Linked DNA regions of Homo sapiens: region 2 is linked to region 1. Evidence: read pairs that join two places in POLR2A ChIA-PET (ENCODE). Cell type or tissue: IMR-90. All regions are shown on one strand. Each heading gives the region's core, and the rest is flanking DNA. Links, peaks and the distances in the headings are about the cores only.

What was found. Peaks named below come from ENCODE experiments on the same cell type or tissue, not always from the same donor. Only the 100,000 strongest peaks of a DNase experiment are listed, where the experiment ranks them.
Region 2: POLR2A ChIA-PET joins it to region 1 with 22 read pairs; 5 of 35 experiments call an interaction of 5 or more read pairs at or near these places.

Annotation. Positions count from the first base shown.
Region 1 is chr9:95,501,376-95,506,681 of GRCh38, reverse strand. It overlaps PTCH1 (patched 1), which reads left to right. Exons shown (of 24, transcript NM_000264.5): 2 at 83-275. Among named protein-coding and RNA genes, the nearest start is that of PTCH1, 5.2 kb to the left of the region's middle. RefSeq lists silencers at 1-80, 511-570, 731-790. In IMR-90, for the core only: no CTCF peak of the experiment used is centred there; DNase peaks (open chromatin) are centred at 831 and 2,491; H3K4me3 peaks cover 1,390 bases; H3K27ac peaks cover 510 bases.
Region 2 is chr9:95,914,072-95,919,450 of GRCh38, reverse strand. ERCC6L2 (ERCC excision repair 6 like 2) reads right to left here. Exons shown (of 19, transcript NM_020207.7): 5 at 3,622-3,783; 6 at 3,017-3,224. It also overlaps the pseudogene PARK7P2. Among named protein-coding and RNA genes, the nearest start is that of ERCC6L2-AS1, 41 kb to the right of the region's middle. In IMR-90, for the core only: no CTCF peak of the experiment used is centred there; no DNase peak of the experiment used is centred there.

The sequences.
Region 1 (5,306 bases), core at 1-5,000:
CCGGGCGGGTGCGCGCAAGCGGGCGTGGGCGCGCGGGCCGCGACTCCCCGGCGCTCACTCCTCCCTTCTGCTTCGTCCCCAGGGGAAGGCTACTGGCCGGAAAGCGCCGCTGTGGCTGAGAGCGAAGTTTCAGAGACTCTTATTTAAACTGGGTTGTTACATTCAAAAAAACTGCGGCAAGTTCTTGGTTGTGGGCCTCCTCATATTTGGGGCCTTCGCGGTGGGATTAAAAGCAGCGAACCTCGAGACCAACGTGGAGGAGCTGTGGGTGGAAGGTAAGAGCGCCCGCCGCGGCGCCCGCGCCCCCGGCCCGGTCCCTCCTCGCGGTTGATAGAGATATTCGCCAGCGCACACCTAGAGCCTGGCTGCGGCCGGCGAAACCCCCTGCCCGCACCCGGGGGATTGTTTATTGTTTGGGCGCCTGGCCGGGAGCCAGGCCCGCCCGACAAAGGCCGCGCTGTAATCTACTCGGGGCGCTGCGCCGGCCGAGGTGTGGTGGGAGAGAGCGGCGGGGGCGGGACGGGGGCGCGGGGCCCCTCCGGGACGGACCACTCTGCGCGCCGGGGGCCCCGGGCCCGCCGCCGCTGCCGCTGTCCGCCTGGGCCGCGCCCCGAGAGGCGCCCCGGGGCTGGCCTCTCCCGGCCCCGCTCCGCGGCCCGGCTTTCTTCTCTCCCCCACCCCCACCCACCGCGTCCAAAGAAAAAGGAGTCGGGGAGAGCCAGAGGCCACCCCTCCGGCTGGCTGGAGTGTGCGCGCCCCCGGCGGCCGCGGCCGCCGCGCTGGGGAGGGCCGGGGGCGGGCGCAGCGCGGGGCTGCGGAGGCGGCGGCGTGTGTGGTCCTGTTTTTGGACAGCTTTCAACTCTGAGGGAAAAAAACATTTGTCTCAAGGTACAAAAAACGCGGGGTGGGGGTGGAAGGAGTGGAAAAAAAAATAGTAAGGCACAGACTGGAACGCATGTTTGCAAAGTAGATTAATGTTTCCTCGCGGGTGGGGGCTTTTTACATGGAATTATTCTGGGGGAAGGCTGCATTTTGCAGGCAAAGAAAAGAAATGTTTTAAGAACGCGGGGTTGAAGGGACCTCTCAGAGGGGTTCTGCCAGTCTTTTATCCACGTTCCTCAGTTTTGGGGTTCTTGAGACCTTAGCAAAGCAGTTGCAGATTTAAAATAGATATATATTTTTTCGAAGACAAACATTTTTACATTATTTTGGTGACAAAGGTTTCAATTTTTTTCCCCCGCTGGTTTCTTATTTATCTTTTTGGCAAGTTCCAAATCCTGCTATTTGGAAACACTTTAACCCTAAACACCACTTTGGGCATCCCTTACCTTACAAGAGGGTAGTAGGGGAGGGTAGAGGTGACTAGGTAGATAATTCAAACCAAAATACCTGGAGCATTCCTCCGGACAGCATGTGGAAGCTGAAGAGTTATGCGCATAATCGCTTCAGTGATCCCTTTCAGGATGCTGTTGGAGACCTTGAAGAATATTTCCTTAATCTCTCCTTGTTTGTGAAGATTCAGCTTGCAGAGTTTTGCAAGCCTGGGGTGGAGTTGGAGTATTTAGTTGAGAAGTGACAATTAAAATAATAGTCTACATAATTAAGACAAAACATTCCTGCCTTAAGTAGTTTGGTAATTAATACAAAAGCGTTCTTTGGATTGAATCCATGGAGTAATTTACCTCAGTTCAGCGATTCAGTATCACTGGTAGATAAAAGAAGGGTTTTATCGAGCAGCTATTATGCTCCTAGCAACAAGTTTCTTGAGCACCTATGATGTCCCTAGCACTGTGTTAAGCACCATAAGAGACTCAAGTGTGTGCGACACTGCACAATTTAAAACTATTAGAATTCGATGCATTTGGACTACATTTGGGTTCACAGCTGAAATGGGCTGTGAAAGTTACAAGAGGGTGGTAGGGGGTGGGGGGAGAGAACTGGAGACGGTAGGGGAAGGAGGGCATTTTAGGCATGGGCGGGACACCAGCAGGGGCCCCAGCTGAGGAGTTTGGAAGTGATGTGATTGGCTAGACTGTAGGGGCGCTGCCGTAGATTCTAGGACAGAATAGGGCATGAGGACAGGGAGGGCCGCTGCCGTAGATTCTTGGACAGAATAGGGCATGAGCACAGGGAGGGCCGGCTCATCCACCACTTGATCCAACCTGTATTTGTTGCCATCGGATGAGGATGACAAAACGTGATTTTGTGGTGTTCTTAGCAAGAGTTTTCAGTGGACCTTTGACATGTTGAAGGAGATAGAATGTGATTTATTTTCTTAACATTGCATATTTCTGGAAATAACTTGCTTTCTGCATAACACGACCCATTTCAAGTCCTGGAAGGAGATGCAGTGTGCTTCCTAGCAGTTTTATGGGAGCTGCCAGTTGTGTAGTGAGAGGGAGTAAAGTTTTTCTTTTTCAATGGACTGGATGAGGACACTTCTGAGGGGCACACTCACTTTGCTTACTTTTGGCAGTTTCAGCATGACTCACTGGTCTTGGGCCAAATGTTATTTACTCAGTACTAATACTGTCACTTGTTGAGCAACTGCCATGTACCAGGCATTTGTTATATATTATCGCATGCCTTACGATTCAATAAAATAGCTATTATTATCTTTTTTTTTTTTTTTTTTTTTTTTTTTTTTTTTTTTTTTTTTGAGACGGAGTCTCGCTCTGTCGCCCAGGCCAGACTGCGGACTGCAGTGGCGCAATCTCGGCTCACTGCAAGCTCCACTTCCTGGGTTCACGCCATTCTCCTGCCTCAGCCTCCCGAGTAGCTGGGACTACAGGCGCCCGCCACCGCGCCCGGCTAATTTTTTGTATTTTTAGTAGAGACGGGGTTTCACCTTGTTAGCCAGGATGGTCTCGATCTCCTGACCTCATGATCCACCCGCCTCGGCCTCCCAAAGTGCTGGGATTACAGGCGTGAGCCACCGCGCCCGGCCCTATTTTGTTTTTATAACATGATAGTGGATGTAATGTCTTTATGATGAGGATTGTCCCATTTTACAGATGGGAAACTATGGGTTGTCTGTTTGTCTCCAGGTCTACTTTGCCTACTAATGACATAAGTCACTTGTTCTGTTGCCCTGTCCTTGATCTCTCATTCATTCATTCATTCATTCATTCTGTGCTAGATTCTCCCCCTAGAGAAGAAGCGACAGTTTCATAAATGCAGATAGACCCAACTAGAGAGGTGACTATACAACAGTAGCCATATAGATTTAATTTCATTTTCAAAGCAGAAGTGATTGTGTAGAGATCTTGTTTGTGACAGAGTGAGCTGAGTGTTCACGTCAGCAGTAAGTAGTGTGAGCATTTGCATTCAGGAGTAAGATTTCCCTGCTGTCCTATACCTCAGTGGACGTCCGTGAATTGAAGTGAGTAATAGCTCCACATTTAAGTTCATTTTGTGCATCAGTCTCATAGATAAATTCCTCATCACTATCAGCAAAGAAATCTGTTAGATGCTGCTTTCTTGGTAGGTTGTTCTTAAGGTTCTAGACATGAATTTTTATATGAACTGGGCATCAACAGAGTGCTTGCTACACAAACGAAATGGATAGAGGTAGCATATTGCCCTAGTTAGAAAACAACAGAAGAGAGGAAAGTATGAGATTTTAAGGGGAGAGGGATGCTGAGGGATAGTTTGGAAGAAGCTCCTTCTCCTGCGGTTTAAAATCACAGGAGCGTGTGTGTGTATGCACATTGTCTTATTCTGCATATCCTCCTATCTGCCAAAGGCATGTTAATGTTATCTTTTTAATACAGCCAGCAAATTAAAGGGATCCACTCGAAAGGCTGTGTCTTCAAATTGACTTTCATGCTTTGTTTAACATGCTGGGGAAATGTGGCTTTATAAAGAGTTGGCTTTATAAAGAGGGCAGAATACATCAGCCACAATGTGCAGACTAATATATGCTAGATGAGAAAGAGTCCGTGTGTGTGCATGCGCGTGTGTGTGCGTGTGTAGGAATTGGTGATAAGAATTATTGTATTCTGTTGTTAAAATGTCCATATAATGATTGCCTTTTAATAAACTGTCAATTATATGTTAAGATACCAGCTTGAGTTTTAGGGTTATAGTGTTTGCTAATCAAAATTGTCAAATCAGTTTCACATATGTGCGGAGTAATGAGGTTTGATAGAGAATATGTTGACTGATGTAGTGGACATCTGCTGTTGCAGAAACACATGACCATGGCAGCAAGGTGGGGGAGAAACTAATTGTCATTGTATAAAAATAGAAGCGTTCATTCTGCACATGTTCTCAGTACCTACTCTGCACCACCATTGCAGAAAGCTCTCCAGAGAGATGTTGGTGAAAAGCCACAGTCTCTGCCCTCAGGGGAACTCCATCCAAACATTCAGCAGGTACACGGACTGGTGTGTGGGTAGTTAACATGAAGGACAGCAGTGCCAAGATGGCAGGAAAATCGGGGACATCTTCCAGGATGGCCTCAAGGGTGGAGGCCTGAGCTAGGCACAGGGGCTGGAGGGGAGAGGGTAGGGGGCATTCAGGGCAGAAGGAACAGCATAGGCAAAGGCTCAGAGAACAGGAATGTGGCCTCCTGGAGGGCAGCCTCCCTTTGTGGGTCGTTGAGGTTGGGTGGGAGCCTGGAAGCTGGGCTCGTCCCTCAGGGCCATTTCACAGAAGTCTCCCTGCTTGGCTGGGGGCTGTCAGCTCTTCCTACTAGCCATCCCTGTCTCACGAGTGTGCTCACGTGTTGGCCTCTAGTGTTTTCCCTGGAGCCACGAATGCTTCACCTGGATCTCACCTTTCTGGGCACAGACTGGTGTTATTTTTAATCTTGCCTGTTTCTTTGTTGGTATTTCCTTTTTGTTAAGCAGTTTTAACCCATCTCCCTCAGTATCTATTTCTTTTCATATCAGCCCCCTCACTGCAGCCCTCCCTCAGAACAAGTTTCTTGTCAAGCTTCTCCAGCGATAGAACATTCATTTATTTCTTTGAGCTTTTTGTTTTTTCTAAAAGCTTGCCCAGCTCCTGGCCTCCTTTTCTGCAGAGGGCAGCAGCCTTGTAATGAATCCATATTGCTTTGGTGTTTGGATGTTAACATTGCTGCAGGCCAGCGTCAAGGAAGAAGGAGGCAAGTTGTGACTTTGACTTTTTTTTTTTTTTAAGAAAAATAGAAGAAATTGTTTTTTAAAATACATGCTTGGTATGTGTAAGTGCTTTCAAGTTTGTACCTTGCTAGTGTTAATGCTTTCAGTGTTCTTGAACTCAGGCAATCAGTTGTAGGAGATAACTGAGTTTCACCACTCCTTCAATTTGGAGCAAGGTCC
Region 2 (5,379 bases), core at 325-5,324, 410 kb before region 1:
GTGGCCACAAGGATTATCCAACATCAAAATAACTTTAAAAGGTAGTCCTTTACTGGCAAGGCACTTCCTGACTTCAGGGACAAAGCAGTGACATTTTTTTATTTGTAAAATAGAAACATATAAATATTTGTAAATATTTGTATGCTTATATCACTACATCAGATTATTGGCAATAAACAGGCAAAGGTGCATACAAGCAAATACAGTAATGTCTCTATAAAACAATGCTAATTTTTTTTTTCCCTAAATGCCATGTTTATTCTGTAAACAGGCTCAGAAATGTAGACACAGGCCGGGCGTGGTGGCTCACGCCTGTAATCCAAGCACTTTGGGAGGCAGGCAGATCACGAGGTCAGGAGTTCAAGACCAGCCTGGCCAAGATGGTGAAACCCTGTCTCTACTACAAATACAAAAATTAACCGGGCATGGTGGCGTGCGCCTGTAGTCCCAGCTACTTGGGAGACTGAGGCAGAATAATCGCTTGAACCCAGGGAGGCGGAGCTTGCAGTGAGCCAAGATCACGCCACTGCACTCCAGCCTGGGTGACAGAGTGAGACTCCGTCTTAAAAAAAAAAACAGACACAATTTGTAGGTTGAGAAATCTCTGTGTAGTTGTTACTTCACAACAGCAGGACTGATGATGGCTTCTGAGCATATTAACCTACCATTTTTCTGTTTTTAAAAAACACAATGAGAATGGATTCCAAATGGCTTATTTCTCTAACTGATGGTCACATTTTTCTGCTCTAGTCTTTAAGAACAAGTCGAGCCTTCACTTCAGCCACCACCTCTTTGGCTCTTAGGCCTCAACAATCCCAAGAGTAGACATGAAGCCAGTCCTAGGCCCCCCGACTTGTAAAAATCAGGCCGTCCTTTTCCACACAATTCTCAGAGTAGCTGTAATGACTTCCATTCATCATTTTGTCTTTAGCAAGTAGGTATGTTGTAACTTTACTTCCAAAACCTATTTCATGAGCCAACAGACCTGCAGGACCTGAATAAATGGTAGCTATGAGGCCCTTCTCGTTTTCTTGTTCCTTCAGTATCTCTCTCAAGGCAGCGGACTCAAATAAAATCTGTGCACCCAGATTACCTCCTGTTAGAAACATCGTGTCATTTGGTCCCTCTTTTTTGCATCTTCAAGACTGACATCAGGACAAATAACAACATCACAGCTACACTGTAGTGGGTCTTTTCCAGCCAGACCTGCAATGGTGACCTTAATCTCAGCTTGTCTCATCATGTCTACAGGGCTGACTGCCTCCATTTCCTCTGCTCCTTTAGCCAGGATGACCACAACTCTTTTGGAAGCTATTTTTATCTTTTATTTTTTAAAGACCCAAACCAGACTGAAGAAGGATGCATGGCAGCACACATCCAGCCTGCCCCCTCCTGATGCTAGATTTTTAAAAAATGTTTATATAAAATATTTAGTACAGCCTGACCCCAACCTTAAATATAAAAGTACATATAAGAAAAAAAGAGAATATAGAAGTTGGTGGTCAATGATTGAAGTACAAAGGTATCTTCAGTTATTTATTATTATTAAACATAGTACCAATTACTCAATATTTCTTATGTGTCATGCATTTCAGAGTAACCATGTGAGGCAGGCACTATTATCATCACTACCATTTAACAGAGGAAGAAACCCAGGTTCCAGGGCCTCACAAATTGCTCCAAGTCACAAAACTCTAAGCAGAGGTGCTGCAAGTCACAAATACTCTAATCAAATAGTATTTGATTTCAGAGGCCAAGCTCTAAACCTCTATGAACAATTCTTTTCTTATACTTTTGTACTGTTCCTACTAGACAGATAGCTAAATCACATATATGAAGTTGCATAAAACATTTTTAAAAGTGAGAGTTCATGAAGTATCTCAATTTAGTAACAATATTTGCTTTAGATAAATATCAAAAGTCAGATGTATCTATTTCCCCAACTTGCATATCAATATCGTATTTTCCTTTCAAATCTATCTTTTTAAAGAAACAATCAAGAGGATACACTAAAATTAGAGGGCATTTCATAGGATTGCCCTTATTTGGGACAACATTAATTAGGTTTAGTTCCATAGTAATCTACAGAACCTTTATTCCATTGCCCAAGCTAGAAGAAACACAAGATGAAGAACTATAAAAGAAGACTACTATATTTTTTTAAAATCCTCTTGAAGTCCACTCCTCATATTTTCTTGAACAATTTAACAATGTAGTTTTCCTACAAATTCTAAAAGTTAGGTTAGTTGTGTAACTGCAAATAGCATTCTACAAGAAACAAACCTATATATTTTTTAAAAAGCTCTTAACCACTTTGATCCTACAGCTAGAATTAAGGTACCAAAGAATACACTGTGTGGTGGATAGTACACAGTATAGGAAGGACAACGTGTGAACAGAAAACACACTGCAGAGAGAAGCTCTTCCTTCTTTACTGGGGAAAAACTGCATCAAAAGTTTTGATGAGGCCAGGCACGGTGGCTCACGCCTGTAATTCCAGTACTTTGGGAGACCGAGGCAGGTGGATCACCTGAGGTCAGGAGTTCGAAACCAGCCTAGACAACATGGCGAAACCCTGTCTCTACTAAAAATACAAAAAAATTAGCCAGGCGTGGTGGTGCACATATGTAATCCCAGTTACTCGGGAGGCTGAGGCTGCAGAATCGCTTGAACTTGGGAGGCGGAGGTTGCAGTGAGCCAAGATCGCGCCACTGCACTCCAGCCTGGGTGACAGAGCCCGACTCTGTCTCAAAAAAAAAAAAAAAAGGTTTTGATGAGAAATGAGTTTAATGTATACTAATAATAAACCTGTTAGCTAACAGGTTAATAAAGTCAGTAAGGAAAACAACTGAGCTCAATCAATGGTTTCTGAAATTCTGCGCGCAACAATTTTTTCCATACAGAATAAAAGGCAAAAAACTGTATTTACAAAATGCCACAGGAGACAGACTTTTTCTTAAAAAGGAAAAAAAAAATATGACCACAAATTAATAATATATACAAATGCGGTTCTTACCCGGTCTTCCTTCTTAGGCAACTGATCCTTGATAAGAGTCTTGGTGCGCCTGAGAAACCAGCCAGACATCTTTTTGGCAAGTCTTTGCATGGCCTTTCGGCCAGTGGCTAGTTCTCTCTTTGTTGCCGTGTGTCTCTGACCATGTTCTACTGGGTCAGAAAACTGCTTCTTGAAGTAGGTCCCACTCCCTAAAAGGCCTGGCACAGCCCTTTATAAAGACAATAAGAAAAATGTAAGGGCTTTATTATCTAAAAACACTAACTTCTTGCTTCTAAGAGATATACTACATTACTTGATTATCAACGGTAACAAAAACAAAAGCCAAGAAAACAGAATGTTCTTTCTTTACGACAGTTTCAGGTTCTAACTATGATATGAGGATGAAACTGGCAGTGAACATGTATATTTACTTCAGGGACCAAGAGTAATATATATAAAGATAGGTTTTCATGGGACTCTCTACTGTGTATACCACATCTGGGATCAAACACATCTAAAACCAGACAAATGACTGTTTCGTTTGTTTGGAAACTAATGATTAGCAAACAAGACCGTATTCAGCTGAAGAACTATTAAACAATTTTTTAAAAAGTGTTTTCTCTCACCAGTCCATAACACACCACAGTTCCTTCATGTTGTTCTGAAGGATGGTTCCAGTGAGGCCAATGCGGACATTACATTTCAAAGCTTTCATAACTTCTGTTACTCTAGCTTTTGGATTCTTGATTCTATGAGCTTCATCCACAATGACAGCTGACCATTCCAAACTATAAAGTAAGAAAAAAGAAGGGTGAGGTTGAGAAAACTTCCTTTCTTAGTCCTTACAATTTTAGACAGTAGCTTTCTCTATCAAAGTTTTGGAATTATTTTTTCCTTTTTACTCTTTGATGACTCCATTGGATTCTTACCCACTTAGTTAAATGGTCACACCCTTGGACAGTCGACAAAAATAAAATGCGTAGAAAAGAAAGGGTATAGACATTCTTTAATGATGGTAAAAAGAAAAATTTCATTTAAACATCACTGAAATGACAATAAAGGAATTTTTTAAAGTAACAAACCAGAAAAACAAATATAAAAGAAATAAAACTTGCAATGTTTTATTGCAATATTTTTCTGAATGAAAAATATCAATATAAACTCATGATTTTTAAAAGCTGTATTCCATAGCCCTGTCCACTAAGAAAGTTTAGAGTTGATTGTTACCCCAGTAGCAATGAGCACCCATAGTGGTCTCTTTACTGAAAGGAATGAGAGCCTCACGGAAGAATGGAGAAACAGCTGATTTCAGGCATATGTTGGGGGAAACACTGAACAGCCGAAAAGCACAGATGTATCTAAAGACAAATGCGAATATGTCCAAAGAATAGAGACGCCAGCCTAATTGGAATATTTGAGCATTGTTACAAATATTGACTACAATTGAAAATATTGAATAAACAAAAATCCAGGAGTTCTATGAAAAAAATGAATTTAAACACTTACTTCACACCACACATGAAAATTAACTAAAAACAGATCACAGACCTAAATATGAACTCAAACTTTTAAAAAATGGGAAAAAAAATTTGCGACTCTGGATTAGGCACGTATTTCTTAGATATGACACAAAACTTATAGTCAATTAAAAATAGTGTGATAAGTTGGACTTCATCAAAGTTAAAAACTTTTGCTCTTCCAATGACACCATTAAGAAAATAAAAAGACATGCTACAGACTATATTGCAAATCATAATCTGATACAGGACTTGTATACAGAATATATAAAGAATTATTACAACTCAGCCAGGCACAGTGGCTCATGCTTGTAATCCCAGCACTTTGGGAGGCTGAGGCGGGTGGATCACGAGGTCAGAAAATCAAGACCATCCTGGCCAACATGGTGAAATCTTGTCTCTACTAAAAATACAAAAATTAGCTGGGCGCGGTGGCGTGTGCCTGTAGTCCCGGCTACTCAGGAGGCTGAGGCAGGAGAATCACTTGAACCAGGGAGTCAGAGGTTGTAGTGAGCCCAGATTGCGCCACTGCACTCTAGCCTGGTGACACAGCAAGACTCCGTCTCAAAAAAAAAAATTATTATAACTCAACAAAATTTAAAACAACCCAATTAAAACATGAGCAAAAGATTCTAATAGACACCAAATGTCTATCTGAAGATATAGATGTCAAATAAGCACATTAAAAAATTCTCAGCATCATTAGTTATTAGAGAACTGCAAATTAAAACATGAAATACCACAACACACCCACTAGAATGGCTATGATAAAAATGATTAACAATATCAAGTGTTGGTAAGGATGTGGAGAAACCAGAATCCTCAAACACTGCTTTTGGAAAAGCACAGCGATTGTTCTAAAACAGA